Linked DNA regions of Homo sapiens: regions 2 and 3 are each linked to region 1. The links are chromatin loops, found by intact Hi-C in ENCODE. Cell type or tissue: dorsolateral prefrontal cortex. All regions are shown on one strand. Region 1 overlaps DIRC3 (disrupted in renal carcinoma 3). Region 2 has its middle 120 kb from the start of DIRC3-AS1. Region 3 overlaps DIRC3 (disrupted in renal carcinoma 3).

The links. A loop is a pair of places that touch in the nucleus more often than their neighbours do. Peaks named below come from ENCODE experiments on the same cell type or tissue, not always from the same donor. Only the 100,000 strongest peaks of a DNase experiment are listed, where the experiment ranks them.
Region 2: it touches region 1 in a loop (18-fold over the local background); 30 of 110 quality-filtered maps call a loop at or near these places.
Region 3: a loop joins it to region 1, with 8 times the contacts of the local background. A loop is called at or near these places in 3 of 110 quality-filtered maps.

What each region holds. Positions count from the first base shown.
Region 1 is chr2:217,712,175-217,714,674 of GRCh38, reverse strand. The region is part of intron 2 of DIRC3 (disrupted in renal carcinoma 3); the gene reads left to right. Among named protein-coding and RNA genes, the nearest start is that of DIRC3, 77 kb to the left of the region's middle. RefSeq lists an enhancer at 901-950. In dorsolateral prefrontal cortex, CTCF peaks have their summits at 99, 800 and 1,002 (motif pointing right); DNase peaks (open chromatin) are centred at 224 and 994; H3K4me3 peaks cover 978 bases; H3K27ac peaks cover 1,482 bases.
Region 2 is chr2:217,161,257-217,163,756 of GRCh38, reverse strand. No RefSeq gene overlaps it. Among named protein-coding and RNA genes, the nearest start is that of DIRC3-AS1, 120 kb to the left of the region's middle. RefSeq lists an enhancer at 2,017-2,311. In dorsolateral prefrontal cortex, a CTCF peak has its summit at 1,105; a DNase peak (open chromatin) is centred at 976.
Region 3 is chr2:217,621,087-217,623,586 of GRCh38, reverse strand. All of the region lies in intron 2 of DIRC3 (disrupted in renal carcinoma 3), which reads left to right. Among named protein-coding and RNA genes, the nearest start is that of DIRC3, 170 kb to the left of the region's middle. In dorsolateral prefrontal cortex, no CTCF peak of the experiment used is centred here; DNase peaks (open chromatin) are centred at 1,084 and 1,283; H3K4me3 peaks cover 439 bases; H3K27ac peaks cover 1,190 bases.

The sequences.
Region 1 (2,500 bases):
CCAGAGCTGGAGCCAAGACAGGAAGTGGGCTTGGCTTGCACGAGGTGCATATGCTGCATGGAAAACCACTCTACGCTGCTCAACTCCCTGTCTTCCTAATTCCCCTCAGCTTCCAGCCTCTGCTGACCCTGGGAACAATGCAGCACTGTGCTGAGACTGTGCCTTTTGTAATGGCCTGGGAGAGGAAGAAAGGAGAAACTGGTCTGGGCGTCTGCGTGTGTGAATCACCCGTGTCACATGGCCAGGCCGGCTGCAGCGTCTCCCCGGGTCTGCACAGGGCACACAGGGAGCATGGCCTGAGCCCATGCCTGGAGGCTGGTCAGCCAGCTGCAGAGTGCCCCACTCTGAACCACACAGCCAGGGAGAGGATGGAGAAGGGGGAAGGTCTGGTGCCATGAGGGCCTTGGAGGACATTCCTTGTTGCCGTGGGGGCAGGCTCTGGGCCCTGGATGTCCCCCGCAATCCCAGATCATTTGTGGAGATTGGGTCTGATGTTCGTGAAAGTCACAGACTTTTTGGTTCATCACTGAGACCTGCAGGACGCTGGCTTGTCTGTTGATTCAGGCAAGACACGTCTCCTTCAGTGTGGGGGCTTTCTCCAAGGACCAAAATATGTCCAGGGTATGGAGAAACCACCTTATTCTGGAGAAAAGAGGGTACAATGAGGTGGGCAGGAGCCAGGGCTGTTCTGTTTTCTAGAACCTTCTAAATCCTGGCTTTAGAGTCACAAGCAAGAGACGCTAAGGCAGGCTCCTCGGAGGGCAGGTTGGAAGATGGTTGGTGTCAGGACAAGAGGAAGATTCGGGCCAGACACCAAGAAAGGCCTGCGCTGTTTGAAGACAGAGCAGATTACTGAGGGTGGTTGCAGCACCCCCCCAATCCCTGTTTCTACTTGGAGAGGGCTTGCACTGCGTGGAGGCACGGGAATGGATCTGTGACCCTGGGCAGTCGGAATTAACCTGACCTGGCCAGCCGAGGTGCCTTCTCACAGACACCCTGCAGAGGGCAGTGTGGTACTGCGGGCAGGACTTTGTTGCCTCATCAACTTTTCTTTCCACCCTGCGGCCCTCCTAATCTTTTAAAATCAAAGCTGCTTAGACACAACCTGAGCGCTGCTTGAATGACATGGATTTAGCCTGGTGCTCTGGGCCCCCTTTGCTGAGGGAAGCCCTCCAGCCTTGGATGTGCTCAGAGAGCTTACCTAACTCTCCCCTCTGCCTGCTTCCAGGCCTTGGGGACAACAGCTAAAAGTGGCTGTGTAGATGGGCAGAATTTGGTTGTACATATGTAGAGCCTCAGGATTTTCAAAACACATTTTCATCTGCTCCTTGAACCCATTCTTAGAGGTGGATGGGATGCTCCGTTTTATAAGAGAGAATTGAGACCCAAAGAGAGGGGAAGTGACAGCTCACGGGGGCCCAGCTGATTCGAGGCAGAGACACGTGGGGGACCCTGGTCTTCTAACCCTCAGTCCAGTGCTCATTCTACCCCTTGCGAAGCCCCTGAAATGCAACCGGTGTCAGTCCCCTCCACCAGCCGACCTCCCCCTCTTTGTGGTTCTGTTTTCTCCCAGGTGAGGGGGGGTGAAGATGCCTCTGCTACTCCTAGATCCTTGAGCCACTCCCTGGCCAACTGTATGATCTCTGGTAAGTCCCCTCGCTGGGATTTGCTTTTCCTACCAGAACAATGAAGTTATTGGATCAGATGATCTCGAAGGTAGCTTGGAACCTTGACCTTTCCTGGTTCCATGTTTGGGCTGTGTCCCCAGTTACAAGTTATTTGGTCGAATTGAAGAATAGAACCTTGCAGGGTGGTGGGTGACAGATGCAAACTCCAGCTGTGAATCTGACCAGACTCTGTGCATTGAGCTGGTTGTTTTCATGTGGAGGGTGCAACCTTGTTCCCCAGGACTTGAGAGAGTCAGGTCAAACCACATGAGGACATTCTGCTTGCTGACAAATGGCATAGACGGTGGTGTCAGTGGATGTGAGTGACAGTCGTCAACTGTGCCCCACAGAGCTCCACACTGAGAGGCCGGTTGTCGGATGCTGGGGGGACAGTGCACTCTTCCAGGGCTGTGCTTCCTGCTCCATCTCCCTAGCAGCCCTTTGTATCCCCGGCAGTTGGGAGTCGGCACGAGCTCTGTTTCTGTGCTGGTTGCCTCAGCAGGTCTGCTGTTTTCCAGGAGGAGTGCATAGGAAAAAGAAAGAGCCAAACCCTTCAAGGCACACCCAGGGTCACAATTACAAGATATACTTTGGATGTGTGGGATGGGGAGGAGTGGAAGGACAGAGCAACATAGACAGAGCCTGAAAGTCAGAATTCCTTTTTGACATCATCAACCACCATTCATTGAGCACTGAGCATGTGCTAGGTACTATGTACCCACAACTGGGTACAACTCTTAATAATCTCATTTTACAGATGATGACATTGAGGCCCAGAGAAACTGTGTAACTAGTCCAAGATGGCACAGCTCAACAGAGGTAGAGTAGTGATG
Region 2 (2,500 bases), 550 kb after region 1:
CTGCAGGATCTTGGCTGAGCAGTGGTTTTCTGCTTCTTTAAACGTCAAAATTAACCTGATTGAGTGAACTATTCAAAAAGCACATCCATCAATTTTTGTTTCATCTGAGGTTTGGAGTGCCAAGGACTTACAACATAAGGCCTCAGACCACTCTGGTTTAATGCCAGGGGATACTTAGGGGTTCCTGGGGATGGTAATTATGATCATAACCCTCTGCCTGCCAAACTCCTATGCACTACACCCAACCCAGATGCTACTCTTCCTGTGAGATCTTACCCAGATCCTCTCTGGTTCCTCTGTGGTCCTCTAACACTTGGTGTGGCTTCTTTGGCTTAACTGGACAAGTCACCACGTTAATTCATTTATTTTCCTTCATTAAAAAAATTGTTCACCCATGACCTCTGCAAAAATAAATAAATAAAATAGAAAGAAATGCGTAAAAACAAAACCTACCCTTTACTCTCTCCTCTCAGAAGAGAGAACCACCGTTTGTAATCAGCACAAGGAAAGTGGGAACACTAAAGAAATCACTATAAGATAGCAGCTGCCCTCAAAACTAAAACCAGTCACTTTAAAATACATGCTCCCGTGTGATCCCTGGATGAGGTTCTTTTCTCTTTAGTAAAACGGAGATTTTCAGGATTCAACCCGGAGAGGTAAAATCACTGAGCTTATAAATGAGGAAACTGGAATCAAAGACCTGAATTTTTGTCTTTTCCTTTTTCCCACCATGTTGTGTCCCAGTGTGCCCCAGCATCCTTAGAGACAAAGGCCTGGAGGAAGCACAAAGAGACTTCTATTTTCATCTTTTGGTTCTAGCAAGATGAGGATCAGCAGGCAGGCAGACACACTTGGGAATAATGGCTCTGCTCTCTCAACCGAGCCCCCGCCCCAGTGCCTTCATCCCCACTTTGGGGTGACCTCGGCAGAACAAGCTCTCTCTGTAATGATCACTTCGTCAGCAGGGGCTGTGTATTTAGTAGCAGGAAATATAAGCTTTTGTGGTCAGTGTGACGTCACCCCACCCACTAAACAGGCCTTTATAATTTGACCACAAAAAGGCTTGAAAGGGATAGACACATACACGCAGGGAAGGAGGCGATAGGACTGTCAACAGTTGTCTGTGTAGTGAAAGGAGCATTGTGTCTTCCAAATGTTTCCCGAAAGCCTGATGTTTGGTCTGCTGTAGACAAAACATCTGGATGATATATGGCGATTTCTCTTTGTATTTGAGTGCCCCAACTCATCTCCTTCCTTTCTCCTCTCTCTTTTCTACCTCTCGTTTTCTCTTTTCCTCATTCCCTTCATCCTCCTGCTTCCCTTTTTTCTCTTTTTACTCTGACTTAATCTAAAATAGACAAGTATATATTTTTAAATCATTGAGTTGTTTTCAAATGTTTTCACATGATGTGCATGTGAGCACACACATACACACACCAATTTTACTGTTATTTTCCTAGATACTTTACTGTTAGAGGGAGAGAAAAAGGAGAAGGGGTGACAGAGAGAGAGTAATTTTAAAAGACATAGCTAACATATCAATGTATCATTAAAAATTGCTTTCCATAAATGTCTTGGTTTTATAACTAATTCTGTAGAGGAGCAGAGCTAAATGGCCCAGTACCTTTTAGTGTCACATTGTGCAAGTTCAAGATAATATACTGCTGGATATTTCACTTTATCTTTTGTTTTCCTTTTTATTTTAAATGAAGAAAGGCACATGCTAGGCATTAATATGAACACTCCCATTAAGTACAAAGAGAAAAATAAAATAAAGATTGATTGACATGGACAAGTAAACAAAAAAAGCAGATAACCTGAAAAAGGAGGGTAGAGAGAAACTGAAAGAAATTGTCTATACGCTACCTCTGTATAAACTTTTTACTAGTTTTTCAGATCTTTGAGCCTAGGAGGGGAGAGAGAGAAAGAGAGAGAAAAGAGACAGAGAGAAAGAGAGAGAGAGAGAGAGAGAGAGAGAGAGCAAGAGAAAGAGAGATGAACATGAGAGGTGATGGCTGACGTGTCTGACCTCTGAATTAGGCTGCTGGAAAAATATGGCTTCCCCTGATTTGTGCCGCTGTGGAAAACCCCCTCCCAGGACTTCAAGCTTTCCTCTGAGGCACAGGCAGCAGGAAACACCTGCTTCACTTCTCCCCTGATGTTTTTTCCCCTTTTAGGGAGTCTGGGTCTCCTCCCCCTCCCTTTCTGCAGTGCACAAATGGACAAGCAGTTTTCCACATGCCCCAATCTTTCCTAAGAAAGGAAGTACGGAATCATCTATTAGCGACTGATGCACTTTGATGGCTTCCTTACCCCCACTTCCTTATTTTCTCTTCCAATTGACCTTTATTATAGCTTCCTCAACCCAGTTCCGCTTCCCAGCTCTTGTACTAATAATATTTTTCTCCAGAATAAATGAAGCATAAGAAGTCTATCCAAAAAAACTGAGAGGCAAGTGTACATACTGTTTGTCATGATTCCTTATTTTGGGTTTTGCCAT
Region 3 (2,500 bases), 91 kb after region 1:
CATGACCCAGCCAAGTTGACACATAATATTAACCTTCATATATGTGAATATCTTATGTAGGAAAGTGATCTCAAGGAGAAGTGAGGGAAAAGGAGCATGAAACAAGGAAGTGGGGAGATCCAAAACAATGAGGAATTCCCAGGTTGGTCATGGGAAACTGGCTGATTCAGAGGCTGGGTGGAGGAGGCATTTTTTTCCATCAGATCTCAGCCTCTACTGGTTACCTTGAAAGCAGAAATCATATCCAGTCATCTCTTCACATGCACATCACAGAAGTCTCAGCTTGAACCAAAATAGGTGCTCAGGAGGATATTTGCAGATGCGGTGCAGAAGGGACTATGCTTGGACCATTCATGGAAGGACCTCCTACCTGATACCCTGATGCAGAAGGCTGGGGAATGATCACATTATGTCCTCTGGTTGAGTTTCAGAACAGGTGAGGGCCTTGGTTATCTGGACTGTGTTAGGGATAGACTTAGCTCAACAAAGAGGGGCTGGGGAGAATCCATGTGCCTCAGTGGAGCCCCTTTCCCTTACAGTGAGGGCCTTAAGAAGCCGAAGTGTAGTTTAAGCAGAAGCTGAGTTCTTGAGATTCTATCCAGGGGAGGTTAAGTGTTGGCCCGTTTCCTGAAGAGCCAGTGCTTCTAGGTTCTGAGAATTTGTTCCCTAATCTCTGCTTACAGGACTCCAGGCGGCTGGAGTCTGCATGAAAGGGGCCTTTGTCTGATATGGGAATGGTTTTTGGGGCTAATCTCTCCTTGGATGCATTTTAATTCACTTTAATGACTCTGCCTCCTGTCAGGCTTTTCTTCTGTGAGGGGGGTTTGTTAAAGAGATTAGGAGGAGTGAACATGAGCCCCTGAATCTCGCCTTCCTCTGAGGTTGCTGTTACAGGAAAAATAGTGTTCTGCAAAATGTATTAGGATGCTCTGGGAGCCAGTGGGGAAGGAGCAGAGTGGAGAGTAGGAAAAATATATATCTAATAAACACACTCACATATAAACACTCTGCATGTACTTACACCAAGCACGTTCACCAGCCTGCTGCCGTTTCCCCCAGCCCCCACCACCAGTGGTGGGAGTCGAAGCAGACAGGACAGAATGATGTCATCCCTAGGACACTGTCCTTTCTCTTGTCTCTCTCTCCCTCTCCTCTAGTTCTGTATAAACACAGCTGTTTGTGAGGAATGCTGGCTTGGGAAAACATAAACTGTCTGCATTAATGACCTTTCCTCCCTGCCAAACACCCCTTCCTACTGAACGTGGGAGACTGGAATGCTTTCAGCCCAGCAGGCCCATTGTCTTCATGTCTGCAACACCAGGTTTTTTAGCTTTCTGCTTGGGCCTGGGGTGACCAGACTCAGGGACCGTACAAAGCCCAGCAGGGCAGACAGAAGTTCATCAGCACTCTGGTTGCAGGTGATACTTCAGACCACCTGTGAAAGATTCCTAGGGGACTGCAGAGAGGGGAGGAGGGCGTCTCTTTTCTGGGCTTGGGGAATGCAGGGTGGAGGTTGGAGGGATAGCAGGGATCCACAGTGGATACAGGTGCTCCCTGATCTGCCAACTTTGCCCACTGGGAAGCCAAGGGGGAAGAAAATAGCAATGGTGGGCTTTGGCCCTCTACTTAGTGTCAAGCTATCGAACTGGGCATTAAGGGCAACCCCACCCTCATCATAGCAACTCACCCCAGCTTCCACTGCATTTACAGTCGCCATTTGGGACCAAGAGCCTTTTATCCTTTCAAAGAGTAGAACACAGGGGCAGCTAAAGGGAGAACCCAAGCTTGAACTCATGCAGTCCAGTTTCTTTTGAAATCCCACAGTACTGTGGTCCATAGTAATTTATTGACGGTGATTTTCCATTTCCAGATGGTGACCTTGGGGCCTTGGAGGTTAGGATGGTTTTTATTCAAGCTACTGAACTTGGCATTTTGGCTGAGTACATGTTTGCTTCCTGGCCACTTGCCCCCAGCCCAGTCTACTAAATCTCTCTCTGTGTCCCACTTTCTTACGTGGTTTTGTGACCACAGCTGCAAAGAAGTAATGACTGCTCTCTGGGCCTCCCTTTCCAAGGGTCAGGCACCTTAGATGGGGCCCAGGACAGCTGCCATTGTGGAATGAATGGGATTCAGTGCCAGAAAGGTGGGGGTGGGTGGGGAGCTAACAGTCTTCTGAAGTCTCCTCTTGGGTTTCCATGGGGAGAGAAGACAAGCCTTCACCCACGTATTCATGCTAAGTACAAATCACAGAGACATACCATTGGGCTACTGGTTACCTCTCTTGCCTACAAGTTGCCAAGAAAAATGCAGGTCTATAACCCACACTTACGGACTACCTGCTGTGTGTTGGGCAGGGTACTAGATGCTTTGCATCTGTTCCAATTTTATCCTTGCAACAACACAGTGTTATTAGGTAGTGCTATTTTATATTTAACAATGAAGAAATTGAGAAAGGTAGTTTCAGAAACACTATTCAATGAGTCAGTGATGAAGCCAGGAT